Linked DNA regions of Homo sapiens: region 1 is linked to region 2. Evidence: chromatin contacts called from ENCODE Hi-C or POLR2A ChIA-PET data. All regions are on one chromosome and are shown on one strand. The core of a region is the stretch at or near the end of the contact, and the rest is flanking DNA. Distances in the headings are between cores, read along the strand shown. Region 1 holds the start of CHFR (checkpoint with forkhead and ring finger domains). Region 2 holds the start of FBRSL1 (fibrosin like 1).

What was found. Hi-C counts contacts between places; a loop is a spot of excess contacts on that map. ChIA-PET counts read pairs that join two places held with the same protein, here RNA polymerase II (POLR2A). Pooled maps may share reads with other maps.
Region 1: a loop to region 2 is called in a pooled map, with 17 times the contacts of the local background. The contact joins the promoter of CHFR here to the promoter of FBRSL1 in region 2. A Hi-C loop is called at or near these places in 1 of 37 single-sample maps with no recorded cell type and 7 of 50 pooled maps. POLR2A ChIA-PET finds 5 or more read pairs at or near these places in 1 of 52 experiments (activated CD4-positive, alpha-beta T cell).

The regions. Positions count from the first base shown.
Region 1 is chr12:132,883,466-132,890,124 of GRCh38, forward strand. It overlaps CHFR (checkpoint with forkhead and ring finger domains), which reads right to left and starts at 4,140. Exons shown (of 18, transcript NM_001161346.2): 1 at 4,082-4,140; 2 at 3,731-3,875. The coding sequence starts at 3,863. CHFR-DT (CHFR divergent transcript) reads left to right here and starts at 4,377. Exons shown (of 2, transcript NR_110919.1): 1 at 4,377-4,467; 2 at 4,655-5,106. RefSeq lists a silencer at 3,997-4,116 and enhancers at 4,187-4,596, 4,933-5,735, 5,736-6,536.
Region 2 is chr12:132,485,335-132,491,887 of GRCh38, forward strand. It overlaps FBRSL1 (fibrosin like 1), which reads left to right and starts at 4,817. Exons shown (of 19, transcript NM_001367871.1): 1 at 4,817-5,527. The coding sequence starts at 5,237. RefSeq lists enhancers at 3,778-3,907, 5,905-6,468 and silencers at 4,098-4,167, 4,298-4,747.

The DNA of each region.
Region 1 (6,659 bases), core at 2,890-5,389, 400 kb after region 2:
CTCTAATCCCAGCACTTTGGGAGGCCGAGGCGGGTGGATCATGAGGTCAGGAGATCAAGACCATCCTGGCTAACATGGTGAAACCCTGTCTCTACTAAAAATACAAAAAAAATTAGCCGGGCATGGTGGCGGGTGCCTGTAGTCCCAGCTACTTGGGAGGTTGAGGCAGGAGAATGGTGTGAACCCAAGAGGCAGAGCTTGCAGTGAGCCGAGATCGTGCCACTGCACTCCAGACTGGATAAAGAGCTCTTTGGGAAAACAAGGTTGTTGCACCCCTTCCTACACGTTACCTAGGCTTTCCCTTTTCCCCCAAATAATGCCTTATAAATGGCAGGCACATCATTGCTTTAAAATAATCAAGTTCTGTCTGGGCGAGGTGGCTCATGGCTGTAATCCCAACGCTTTGGGAGGCCAAGGCAGGTGGATCATTTGATTTGAGGCCAGGAGTTCAAGACCAGCCTGACCAACATGGTAAAACCTCATCTCTACTAAAAATACCAAAAAACTAGCCAGGTGTGGTGGCACACGCCTGAAATCTCAGCTAGTCTGGAGGCTCAGGCAGGAGAATCACTTTAACCTGGAAGATGCAGGTTGTAGTGAGTGAAGATCGCACCACTGCACTCCAGCCTGGGTGACAGAGTAAGACTCCGTCTCAAAAAATAAATATATCAGGCCGGGCACAGTGGCTCACGCCTGTAATCCCAGCACTTTGGGAAGCCGAGGCGGGTGGATCACCTGAGGTCAGGAGTTCAAGACCAGCCTGACGAACATGGAGAAACCCCGTCTCTACTAAAAATACAAAAAGTAGCTGAGCGTGGTAGCACATACTTGTAATCCCAGCTACTCGGGAGGCTGAGGCAGGAGAATTGCTTGAACCCGGGAGGTTGGAGGTTGAGCCAAGAAGGCACCACTGCACTACAGCCTGGGCAATAAGAGCAAAACTCCGTCTCAAAAAAAAAAATACATATATATATATAAAATAAATAAATAAAATAATCAAGTTCTACAACTGTTAGGAACTGAATGTTTGTAACTGAGTGTCTGTACCCCCCTAAAATTCATATATTTAAGTCCTAATCCCCAATGTGACTGTATTTGGAAATGGGGCCTGTGAGCTGATAAATGTTAAATGAGGTCACTAGGTGGGAATCAGATGTCACAGGGCTGGTGCCCTCTTAAGAGGAGGCAGAGAGAGCAAGCAGAGTCCCCCTCTCTGCCATGTGAGGACACAGCAAGAAAGTGGCCACCTGCAAGCCAAGAGAGCCCTCACCAGGAACCCAATCTGCCAACACCTTGATCTTGGACTTCCCAGCCTCCTGAACCATGAAAATAAATTTCTGGCCAGGCACAGTGGCTCACACCTGTAATCCTAGCACTTTGAGAGGCCGAGGCAGACAGATTGCTGGAGCTCAGGAGTTCGAGACCAGCCTGGGCAACACAGTGAAACCCCATCTCTACTAAAATAGAAAAAAATAAGCCAGGTGTGGTGGTACGTGCCTGTAGTCCCAGCTACTCGGGAGGCTGAGGCAGGAGAATCGCTTGAACCTGGAAGAGGGAAGTTGCAGTGAGCCGAGATCATGCCACTGCACTCCAGCCTGGGTGACAGAGCAGGACTCTATCTCAAAAATTAAAAAAATAAAATAAAATAAAAAATAAATTTCTGGCCGGGCGCGATAGCTCACGCCTGTAATCCCAGCACTTTGGGAGGCTGAGGCAGGCAGATCACGAGGTCAGGAGATTGAGACCATCCTGGCTAACATGGTGAAACCCCGTCTCTACTAAAAATACAAAATACCACTGCCAGGCGTGGTGGTGGGCGCCTGTAGTCCCAGCTACTCGGGAGGCTGAGGCAGAAGAATGGCAAGAACCCGGGAGGTGGAGCTTGCAGTGGGCCGAGATCGCGCCACTGCACTCCAGCCTGGGTGATAGAGTGAGACTCTGTCTCAAAAAATATATAAATAAATAAATAAATAAATAAATAAATAAATAAATTTCTGTTGCTTAAGCCACCCAGAATGTAGTATTTTGCTATGGTAGTATGAACAAACTAATACAATAATCTTAAAGTTTTTGCTGGCAACATTATTTATAAATTCACTAAAATCGTTCCTATTAAAAGATAAACTCAACGACATATTTTCTCTCCTTGTCTTAACATGTAATGTCCTACCATGTAATAACATGTATAACATGTTACAATAACAATGGCTAATGCTAAGTGCTAACGCTAAAGTTCCTTCTAAGCAGTCCGTGTATGATCTCATTAACTCCTCAGAGCAAATCTATGAAGTAGGTACATAGGCGCAGAAAGATGTCGTTAGCCCAGAGTAATGTGTTGACAGATTGGAAACCCACATAATTTGTCTCTAGGGCCTCTGCTCTTCACCAAACCTCCTAGTCTATCAAGTAAAGACAAAGGGAAAAATCTTCAAATACTTCCTCTTGTCTTAAAGGGATAATTTTGATATGTTATGATGATATCTAAATACTTTCAAAGTTGTAAAATAAACTTTGACTTGATACTGGAATGTAAGACTACCAAAACACCCCAAAAAACAAAACCAGGTCAGACACAGTGGTTCACACCTGTAATCCCAGCACTTTCGGAGGCCGAAGCAGGTGAATCACTTTAGTTCAGTTGTTCAAGACCAGCCTGGGCAATATGGCGAAAGCTCATCTCTACTAAAAATACAAAAATTAGCCAGGCATGGTGGCGCACGCCTGTAGTCCCAGCTACTCCGAGGCTGAGGCGGGAGAATCACTTGAACCGGGAGGCAGAGGGTGCAGTGAGCTGAGATCACACCACTGCACCCCAGTCTGGGCCACAGAGCAAGACTCTTATCTCAAAAAAACAAACAAAAAAACAAAAAAAACCAGGTGCAAGCACATTATAAGGGGTGAAATTAACCAAAAAAAAAAAAAAAATTGCTTCCAAACAGCAAATATTTCCCATCCTCGCTCCTTTTTAGAGTATAATGTCGGAGCTAATTCATTAATTTTCAGACAAACTAAACATTTTTGTTGACAGGACCAGCGCATTTCTCTCCCCATACAAAGGCTTCAGAGGAAATCAAACAACCAGATGGTCACTTGGGAGACTGGAGGCAGTGAATGTGGAGGCTGAGGGAACTTTCTCTCACCCGTTGTATGACTTTGTTCAAGTTTTTAGCTTTCCAGGTTTATTAAATAAATAAATATTCTAGGGGCTGGGACTTGAGATCTTTTTTAATATAAGCACTACAGCTATAAATTTCCCTCTGAGTACTGCCTTGGCTGCATCCTAAATACCTTTTGGTGTATTCTATTTTTGTTTCATTTGTCTCAAAACAAGGTCCCCGTTGTAAAGACTTATTTGACCCACCGGTTGCTTTAAGAGTGTGGTGTTTCATGTCCACATATCTGTGAATTTTCCACTTTTCCTTCTATTATTTTTAATTTCGTTCCATTACAGTCAGAAAAGATACTCTGTACGGCAACGAACGTGACAATATTGCATTCTGGAGAGTATATGAACACAACTAACTTATACAGTTGTAACGAAGGCTAAATGATGTGCGTGAATCATGCGCAAGAATCGGTGGGCAGAACACCGAATAAATACCAGTTCTTACATGACATTTCACTCCACGGAAAAATCTGGAGCGCACACTGCACCGCCGCCCGTGTGGCCTGCCCGCAACCCGGTGGCTCTGCCCGGCCCCGGCCCCCGGCCCCGGCCTCAGCCCCGCACCTCGTCTCCGCCCGATGGTCCACTCCCGCTTCCTCAGGAGGACGTGCGGCTCGCCCTCCTCCGCGCCCAGACGCAGGAGCCGTCCCCAGGGCTGCGGCGGCGGCGACTGCTTGCCTTCCTCGGGCCGCTCCATCGGGATTCACATCTGCGGAGACCCCGGAAACGCCCATGGAGACTCCCGACCCCAGAGGCCGAGACTCGGCGCCCGCCCCACCCCGCGGGCCCCGGCCCGGCCGCCCGCGCCCACGCAGCCCCGCAGCCCGGCCTGGACGCCGGCGGGCGCCCCCTCCCACGGCCGCAACCAGGTCCCCCTTCGCCGCCCGCCGCAGCCCCCTCGCCAGCCGCGCTTACCCCCGCCCCGCGCCGAACCCGGAACCGGCTGCGCCGCCGCCGCTGTCAAGAGACATTGCGGCTCCCTCAGCTGATCCGCGGGGCGGGGCCAGAGGCCTCTGCGCCCCGCGATTGGCTGGCGGCGGCGCTCACCAAGAGCGGCAGCTAAAGCGGAGCCGGGAGTGGCCCGCGAGAGTAGGCGCGTGGAGGGCGCTCGGCCATCTTTGATCCTGACCAGGCGACTTCGTCGCCTGCGGATCACGGAAGTGGCTGCGGTCGGCGCCATGTTATGTTGGGGCAGAAGGGACGGGGAACTTCCGGATTGGAAGCCCCAAGGATTCTGAGAGCCCCGCTAATCTGGGGATGACTCCTAGGAGTAGAAGACGGTCCATCTTAGTTGTCACGAGGTAGTGCACGTGGGGACCCTTTCGGGTACAGTTGCACACAGTGGATCACACAGATCCGAAGTCTGAGGCACAGGGCGCGGTCCGCGAGTGGGAGCGGCTGCTTGTGGGCAGGGTGGACGCGGGGCCACGTCTTGGCCGGCGTTTTGCGGGGTCTTCCTGTTCTGAACGCGCGTAACTTTTGCCTCAGTATCTCACTTCTTGGAATCCGGCGGCGTTCACGTGTGTGCTCCAGAGAAGGGCGCCAGAGGGTATTCCCTGAAAGTGAAAGGTCGGCGAAAGAGGAGTAAAGACGGCGAGACGCGTCCACGCAGGGGGAGTCTGTGCGGTTTGGAGGAACGCGCCAATGTCTGCACTCATGAGGAGCCCCCAAGGGCGGTTTTAAGAGGGTGAAGCAGGACCGGGCGCAGTGACTTACGCCTGTAATCTAAGTGCTTTGGAAGGCCTAGGCAGGAGGATCTCGAGCCCAGGAGTTCGAGATTAGCCTGAGACCTCATCGCTACCAAAATAAATAAAGTAGGCATCCATTTGTGTAAAACAAACCATATATACACACATATATACATATATAAACATTTGTATATATAGGTATAGGCATAGTTATCTATACCTTGTAAACCAAAAATAAAATTGTAAGCCTCCCCAACCAACTGAATGAACTGAGTCTCTCAACGCCAAAGTTAATCTGAAAAACCAGTTCAGTCCCTGATGGGAAGCAGGGTTTGGATATGTCCCATTATACTGTCCTCCCTTTGGAATTCAGGTATAACTGACCAGCGTCGACGTTAAAACAGACAACTTAAGGCTGACCAAACGGTCTGTAGCATTAAGATACATCACATGACAAATAGCAGGCCCTGGAAGAAAACGAAGTATTTTACCCTGACATGTATTTATTTAACATAGTTTTACGTAGCCCTGCAAAACTGTCTCCTGGGGGAAATCTACTTTGTAGAGAATCTCCTTCCTTTTCCACATCTTTTCCTGATCCAGGAGAGAATGTAAGACTCTGGCACCTTTTTAACTCTGATAAGAAAAGTTTACCATCTATTCTCTCTGAAGCCTGCTGCCTGGAGCGGCATCTGCATTAGAATGGCCAGAGTGGTGGTGCTCAAGCCTGTAATCCTAGCACTTTGGGAGGCCGAGGTGGGTGGATCGCTTGAGCCCAGGAATTCAGACCATCCTGGGCAACATGGGGAGACCCCGTCTTAGCTGGACATGATGACAGCACATGCCTATAGTCCCAGCTATTCAGGAGGCTGAGGTGGGCAGATTCCTTGAGCCCGGGAGGACAAGGCTGCGGTAAACCACAGTCTGTGCCACTGCAATCCAGCCTGGGCAACAGAGACCCTGTCAAAAAAAAAATAACAAAATAGAAACTTTGTCTCCCTTAGCTTAACCCAGACAATCCTTTCTATTGATTCCAGGTCTTTAGATAATAACAACTCTTTCAACCAAGTGCCAATCAGAAAATCTTTGAATCCATCTATGAACTTTCTCCCTAAAAGGTGTAAAACCGGCTGGGCGCAGTGGCTCACGTCTGTAATCCCAGCAGTTTGGGAGGCTGAGGCAGGTGGATCATGTCAGGCCTCTGAACCTAAGCTAAGCCATCGCATCCCCTGTGACCTGCATGTATATATATGCCTAGATGGCCTGAAGTAACTGAAGAATCACAAAAGAAGTGAAAATGGCCTGTTCCTGCCTTAGCTGATGACATTCCACTACAAAAGAAGTGAAAATGGCCGGTCCTTGCCTTAACTGATGACATTACCTTGTGAAATTCCTTCTCCTGGCTCATCCTGGCTCAAAAAGCTCCCTCATTGAGCACCTTGTGACCCCCACCCCTGCCCACCAGAGAACAACCCCCCTTTGACTGTAATTTTCGTTTACCTACTTAAATCTTATAAAACGGCCCCACTACCCCTATCTGCCCTTTGCTGACTCTCTTTTCGGACTCAGCCCGCCTACACCCAGGTGAGTAAAAAACTTTATTGCTCACACAAAGCCTGTTTGATCGTCTCTTCACATGGACGCGAGTGAAATTTGGTGCCGTGACTCGGATCGGGAGACCTCCCTTGGGAGATCAATCCCCTGTCCTACTCTTTGCTCCGTGAGAAAGATCCACCTACGACCTCAGGTCCTCAGACCAACCAGCCCAAGGAACATCTCACCAATTTTAAATCGGGTAATGGCCT
Region 2 (6,553 bases), core at 3,567-6,066:
CCGCAGAGCTGCAGCAGGCTCGGAACCAGGCAACAGCACATCCTCAGGAGCAGGATGACTGGAAGGGGGCACGTTGAGGACTCCAAACACTCAATTGCCTTGACATGTGGCTCAAGGCACATTCTAACTGCAATGCCAGGAAGAGGCCACCTGACTGGTGTCACCTGGGTCACCTGCATGACAAACTGAGCCATCACACCCCACCAGAGCAGAAAGCACGACTTCTCTGCCCCGTGGAGGCTGGTCCTAGCCTTGAAACTTCCTTGACAGACACAACATGAGGCTTCAAGCACGGGCTTCTCCTAGGTTTATATGGCTCTGCTCAGCCTCCTGAGCCACTGAGGGAGAATGAACGCCTGCATCCCACAGAAAGAGGCCAGTGGATTATAGCTGGGCCTAACCAAAGTCCAAATGAAGAAGCAAAGCCCCTCTTGTCACCCTGCAACCCTGTGAGCAAGGCATTGTCACTGAGGGCCCAGGGGCTGTTTGTTACACAGCGTTCTCCAAGCAAGAGCTGACTGACGTTCCTTTGTTCCTTTTCTAGGGGAGCATGGGGCCTTAGGACCTGCTGTGTCACCAGACGGCACCCACAAGAGCAGACTATGCATCCAAAATACACTGAGGTGCCATTACGGGAAGGAAGAGGGGTGCATGCGGAGGGCTGGAGCTGACAGCCGGCTCACAGATGGGGCTGGGGGCTGCAAGAAATGGAACATACTTTCTACTTTTTGGCTGTCACCCCACAGGCAAGTTTGAAACCCAAAGGGCAAATGGCTTAGCTGATTTATAGAGCCTAATTTGGATCCGTTGCCCCAAATTGAATTTTGAATACAATTTCACATCAATTAACTTTGCACAGAGCCTTACAGATGGCAGGGAAGGACTCTCTAAAGCAAAGGCCAGTGGCTACGATGGAGGAGCTGATGTGCCATCCCGGAGCCCACCGATGCTCATAGCACCACTCAGGGCTCTGACCCGGGCGGGTTGGAAGGATGAGAGCTAAGGGGTGTGACGTGAGCAGGAAAGGGACCCGGGCTGGTTGGAAGGATGAGAGCTAAGGGGTGTGGCGTGAGCAGGAAAGGGACCTGGGCTGGTGGTGGGGCCAGAGAGCTGAGCCCTAGGGGCTGGGAAGGAGTTGTGGGCAGGAGCTGTGGGCCTCCAGCAGAGTGGAGAGAAAAGGGGTTTTGCTGGCAAGAGCTGGGGAAGAGGGTGGGGAGGGGCTGGAGGGCTTGATGAGCACCCACCTACGGCCCTGATTGTACCAGGGCCCTGACTGTGGTGCATTCAAACCCATGGTTCCCAGAGTGTGGTCCCCGACCAGCCCCAGAGAACCTCAGACGTGAGGGGTGGGGAACCCTGGGGTGGGCTCAGCTGTGTGTGCTCACACCTCCCTCCCGTCGTGGGTCTGAGGCCTCCATTGACTCACACACCGATTCACACACACCCAGGGGCTTTCACACCCCCGACGGCGGGACGCCTCATCGCCACGCCACCCCCACTTTATAGACGGGACGATGGAAGCACGTTAAATCATTTGCCCAAAATATTCTAAGTGGGTGGCACAGCTGAGGCTGGGGCCCAGGCGAGCCGGTCTAGAACTTCCCTGTCCAGCATGGTAGCCACCAGCCCCACAGGCTATTATATTTTAGATTAAAGTCTGTAAGTAAAATGTATAATCCAGTTCTTCAGCTGCACTTGCCACACTGCAGAGGCTTGAGCCACTCGTGGCTGGCGGCCACCGTCCGGACAACCCAGCCATTCCCTCCACTTCCGAGCTCTGCAGGCCACTGGCCTGGAGGTCTCCTAACCGCTGCAGTCTCTACCTTCCAAAGCACCCCATCCTGCCCGGGGCAAGAGAGGGCAGATGTGTGAGCACACAAACTGAAAAACCAAACAAGCACAGGAGGTCCAACCTGCACCACACCAAGAAGTCAGTGGGAGTGTGGGGGGTGGGGTTCGTGCTGCAAGCTCTGCCCAGGGCCCTGGCAAGCCCCAGGGAGGTTCGGAGTCCTGGGTGGGATGTCCGGTCACTGTGATGCGTGCTCCCGGAGACACACAGCCCGGTCCGCAAGCAGGCAAGTACGCATCTGTCAGAAACCACCCCCAGAACCACCCCCAGAACCACCATCCCTCCCAAGGGCTTCCCATCCAGCACGTAGCCCAGCTGCTTTCTTCTGTAAGAGAAGGTTCCCAAAGCAAGCCCTCCCTGGGGAGCACCTGAGCCCAGAACTCCAGAGACGGCGGCTGGTCCCTGGGGAGCACCTGAGCCCAGAACTCCAGCATCGGCGGCTGGTCCCTGGGGAGCACTTGAGCCCAGAACTCCAGAGATGGCGGCTGGTCCCTGGTTGGCCATCTGGACACCTGGAAATGGATCAAAGGAGAGAAGGCACCTGGGGACGCCTTCCCCAGGACAGCCAGGGAAACCCGGGGGGGAGCCCAAAAAGGAAGCCCCTGAGGAGGTCTACAGAGCCCCTGCCCTTCACTGGGGTCACACATCTGAACATCTTCGGAGATCAGATAAACAAACAGTGTATGTCTATAATCAGAAACTTCAGGCTGGGCACAGTGGTTCACGCCTGTAATCCCAGCACTTTGGAAAGCTGAGGCGGGTAGATCACCTGAGGTCAGGAGTTCGAGACTAGCTTGGCCAACATGGCGAAACCCCATCTCTACTAAAAATACAAAACATTAGTCAGACATGGTGGCATAGGCCTGTAGTCCTGGGTACTCGGGAGGCTGAGACAAGAGAATGGCTTGAACCCGGGAGACGGAGGCTGCAGTGAGCCAAGATCACGCCACTGCACTCCAGTCTGGGTGACAAAGTGAGATCTGTCTCAAAAAAAAAAAAAGAAAAAGAAAAAGAGAAAGAAACTTCAAATCCAAAACCTCAGACCTTCCCAAGCAATTCTTCTGGGGGGGAGGGGGTGCCCACAGGATGCCCCTTGCAGTCTGACTGACCTCTGGGCCCAGCCTAGGGTGGGATGGCCTCTGGGAGCCTCGGGGAACAGGTGAGGACTCCCAGGCTACTTGGGAAGAGGCCTGTATTTAAACAAGAGCCTCAAATGCCACCTGGGTGACCCTCGCCCACATTTCCTGGCCTTCTGTCCAGGGAGGGGAATTCGGGAGCAGGCGTGCATGGAGAAACTACTCGGGGTCCGTTTCTGTCTTCCTAATGAGGCTTTTAAAAATCAAAAGGGAGGATGCTGGAGGGTGAAACCACGGTTTAACAAAACCCGGAATGGGAAGAGGGGGAGGGGGACCCTGCCCCCACCCTGGGGAGGCTTTGACAGGGAACCAGAGAGCGGGCTGGGTGGACTGGAGGAGGCTGGGTGAACAGGAAGTCCCCCCACCCCAGTGAGCTACTTTCCCAACTGCCTCAGCCCAGCAAACAGCCAGTGGTGCCTGGACCACACCCTTCCTGCCCTGCACAAGAGGCCGCCAGTAGGCTCTCCCAGAGGCAGGGTAAAGTGGACCCCGCAGAGTGGGCGAGGACCCGTTCCCACTAAGGGCAACCGAGGGCAGGGTCCCACCACTGTCTTGGGCACCCTCCCCTCCGCCCTCCAGCAAACCACCATTCTTCTCCGAGGGCCTGTGCAGGGGTGTAGCCCCGACCTGAAACAGGGTGCCCATGACTGCTGGGGCTCGGAGTCGTCACTCCTCGGGGAGGCCCTCTGGACCACCCAATGCCCACTCTCTGTGACACCTCCCCGTTCGATTTTCTTCAGATTATCCTTGGCTGATATTCTATTTGGCCCTGTGTTCAGGGTCTCTCTCCCACTTCTAAGAGGGTAGTCTATCTCAGCCGCTGCGGGGTCACCAACAGAGCCTGGACACAGGAGGCATCTGGCAAATACGCGCTGCATGAATCAATGACTCCAGTGCCCACGCGCAAGGGGCCCCTGGGCTCAGAAAACCCCACCAGGCGGGCCCCTCCGAGCTCGGCCTGTCCTGGGGGTGGAGGAGGAAGTTCGCCCCGCGCCTGCCTCGCAACCGCAGCCGCCTCCGTGCGCTTCCTGCCCGCGCCGCCCTCCACACTGCGCTCCGTGTCTGGCAGCAGCCCCCGCCTCGCTGGGCGCGTTCCCGGGGGTCTCGGTGGCGGGAGCCGCCTTCTTGTGGGACTTGGGGGCACGTGGCGCGGGGCGGGGACGCGGACAGACCCCTCCCGCATCCTAGGAGGCCTGGGAGGGTCCGCGGGGACGCGGGGAGGGGGCACCGCCTGGCCGAGGACCCTCCCCCGGTCCTCCCCGCCCCTTCCCCGTCCCTTCCACGCTCGCCGAGGGCAGGACTTCGGTTCCGCGAGACCGGAGGCCCCTCGTCCTCCTCGGAAGCCGCCCGCGGCCGGGGACCCCAGTCCCGCAGAGGAGGGCGGCGCTGCCCCCGCCTCCCGCTTGGAGAGCGCCGCCCGCAGGTGCCCACGGAGGGGCCGCGGCATCCCAGCGCCCTCCCAGGAAGGAGCCGAGCGGATCACCGCCGGCTGCAGCGGAGGTCGGGGCGCCGGGGAGGGGCGCGGCTAGGGGGCGAGGTCGAAGGGCGGGCACCTGCGGGTGGGGCGGGGCCTGAATTAGCGGGAGCGCCCGGGAGGGGCGGGGCCGGGGCCTGCGTGAGCGGGTCGGGGAGGGGGCGGAGCCTGCGGGGGGCGGGGCCTGCGTGAATGGGGCGGGGAGGGGCCGGAGCCTTGTGAGCGGGGCGGGCCGCGTGTGCGGGGTGGGGGCGGAGCCTTATGAGCGGGGCGGGGCAGGGGCGTGGTCGGGGCGGGGCGCGCGGGCGCCCGCGGCGGCCCTCACTTCCTCTGGCGAGCGCAGCCGGGCGGAAGTGCGTCAGTTGTTATCTGTTCGGGGCGCCGCCGCCGCCTCACGAGCCCGGTGCCCAGGAGCCCGGCCGCCTCCCGCCTGCCGCCTGCCGCGCCCGCCCGGCCCCGCCCGCTCGGCCCGATCGCCGCGCCGCGCGCATGGGGCGCGCCCCCGGGGGGGCGGCCGAGGGCCGCTGAGCGCCGGGCCCGCCCCCGCCGATGCGCCCAGCCGCCCGCGCCGGGGGTCCCAGGCCGCGCCGGGCCCGGGGCTGAGCCGCCCCCCGCGCCCGGCATGCCCGGCCCGGCCCGCCGCCCGCCGCCGCCCAGGGCCCGAGCCCGCGCGGCGCACACTCAGCCCGGCGGCGCCGCGTAGCCGAGGGAGCCCGCCTGCTGCGAGCCAGGCGCGGGGCGTCAAGGTCACCGGCCCGACGGGGCGCACGCGCGGCCATGGAGGCCAAGGTCCGCCCGAGCCGGCGCTCGCGCGCGCAGCGGGACCGTGGCCGGCGCCGGGAGGCCGCCCGCGACGCCCGCGCCCAGAGTCCGTCGTCGGGCGACGAGCCCGAGCCCAGCCCCGGCAAGGAGAACGCGGGCCTCCGCGGCGCGCCCCCCCGAGGCGCCGCCCCCGCGCCCCGCACCGCGCGTCCCCCGCGCCGCCGCCGCCGCGAGTCCAGCTCGCAGGAGGAGGAGGTCATCGACGGCTTCGCCATCGCCAGCTTCAGCACCCTGGAGGCCCTGGAGGTAGGTGGACGGGTGCGGCTTCGCAGGCGTTGAGGCGAGAACGGGGCCCGGAGTTGACGCGTCGGGCGATCCCGGGACCCCTGGGCTTGCGACCGCCCGCGCCGTGGGCAGCCCTGAGGGAAGCCCCGGCCACTTGGTACCCGTTCCAGGGACCCTGGGTGCCCACCGCTCGCCCAGACCGTCGCATCTGGAAGACCCAGCAGCGTCGGGTGGGTTTGGGGACGTTTTAAGTTGCAGAGGCAAAAAAATCTACGCTTCGAAATTGGGGGCTGTCTGACAGCACCGTCGGCCTTTTATCAGTTGTGTTTCTGTGGCCAGCATATCGCTCTGCCTGGTTCAGGACGTGCTAGGGAGCAGTGCTGGATCTTAGGGAGGTGGTGATAAAATGGATACTCCGCGGGCCATCCCGTTCCCTCCTCCCTTCGAGGGCTCTGCTGAGAAGGGGAGAAGGAGGGTTAATCTCAAGACCCCTCTTGGTGACTGCTGCCTGCTGCATGGTTAATAGATTGGCCAAAAATATTGCTTGTCTGGCTGACGGACAGTATTTGCTGAGCAAATACTGCTCCTCTTACATGAACTCAGCTGAGCAGAGAAGGAAATTAAATGCTGTCTGAGAGTTGGGGCAGGCGCTGTCTCCCCAGGACTGGCATGGGCAGGAATGCTAGCAAGTTGCCCTGCACCAGGGCCGAGACCCGCCCAGCGAGGTGTGCCCCGTGCAGCACTTACTTTGGGGGACCCTCATCTGCTGGACTTTGACTCCCAGAATCACCCCATTTCCAACCCCTCTCACTTTTCCAGGGGCTTGGGAGCCCATGGCCTGGGATCCCCCAGTCTCAGAAGCTGAGCTTTGGGAAAAGGGGAGATGCCTACTGCAGGCCCCTGAAGCAGCAAGTCCTCTTCAAGTTCTCATCCAAACTCTGGGGACTGTAGAGAGCCTTGGGTCAGGGCCGGTGGCCAGGGAAGTGGCCCCAGAACAGGTGCCGCATCGTGTCCCGAGTGCACAGTCAGAGCTGGGGCTTCGTGTCC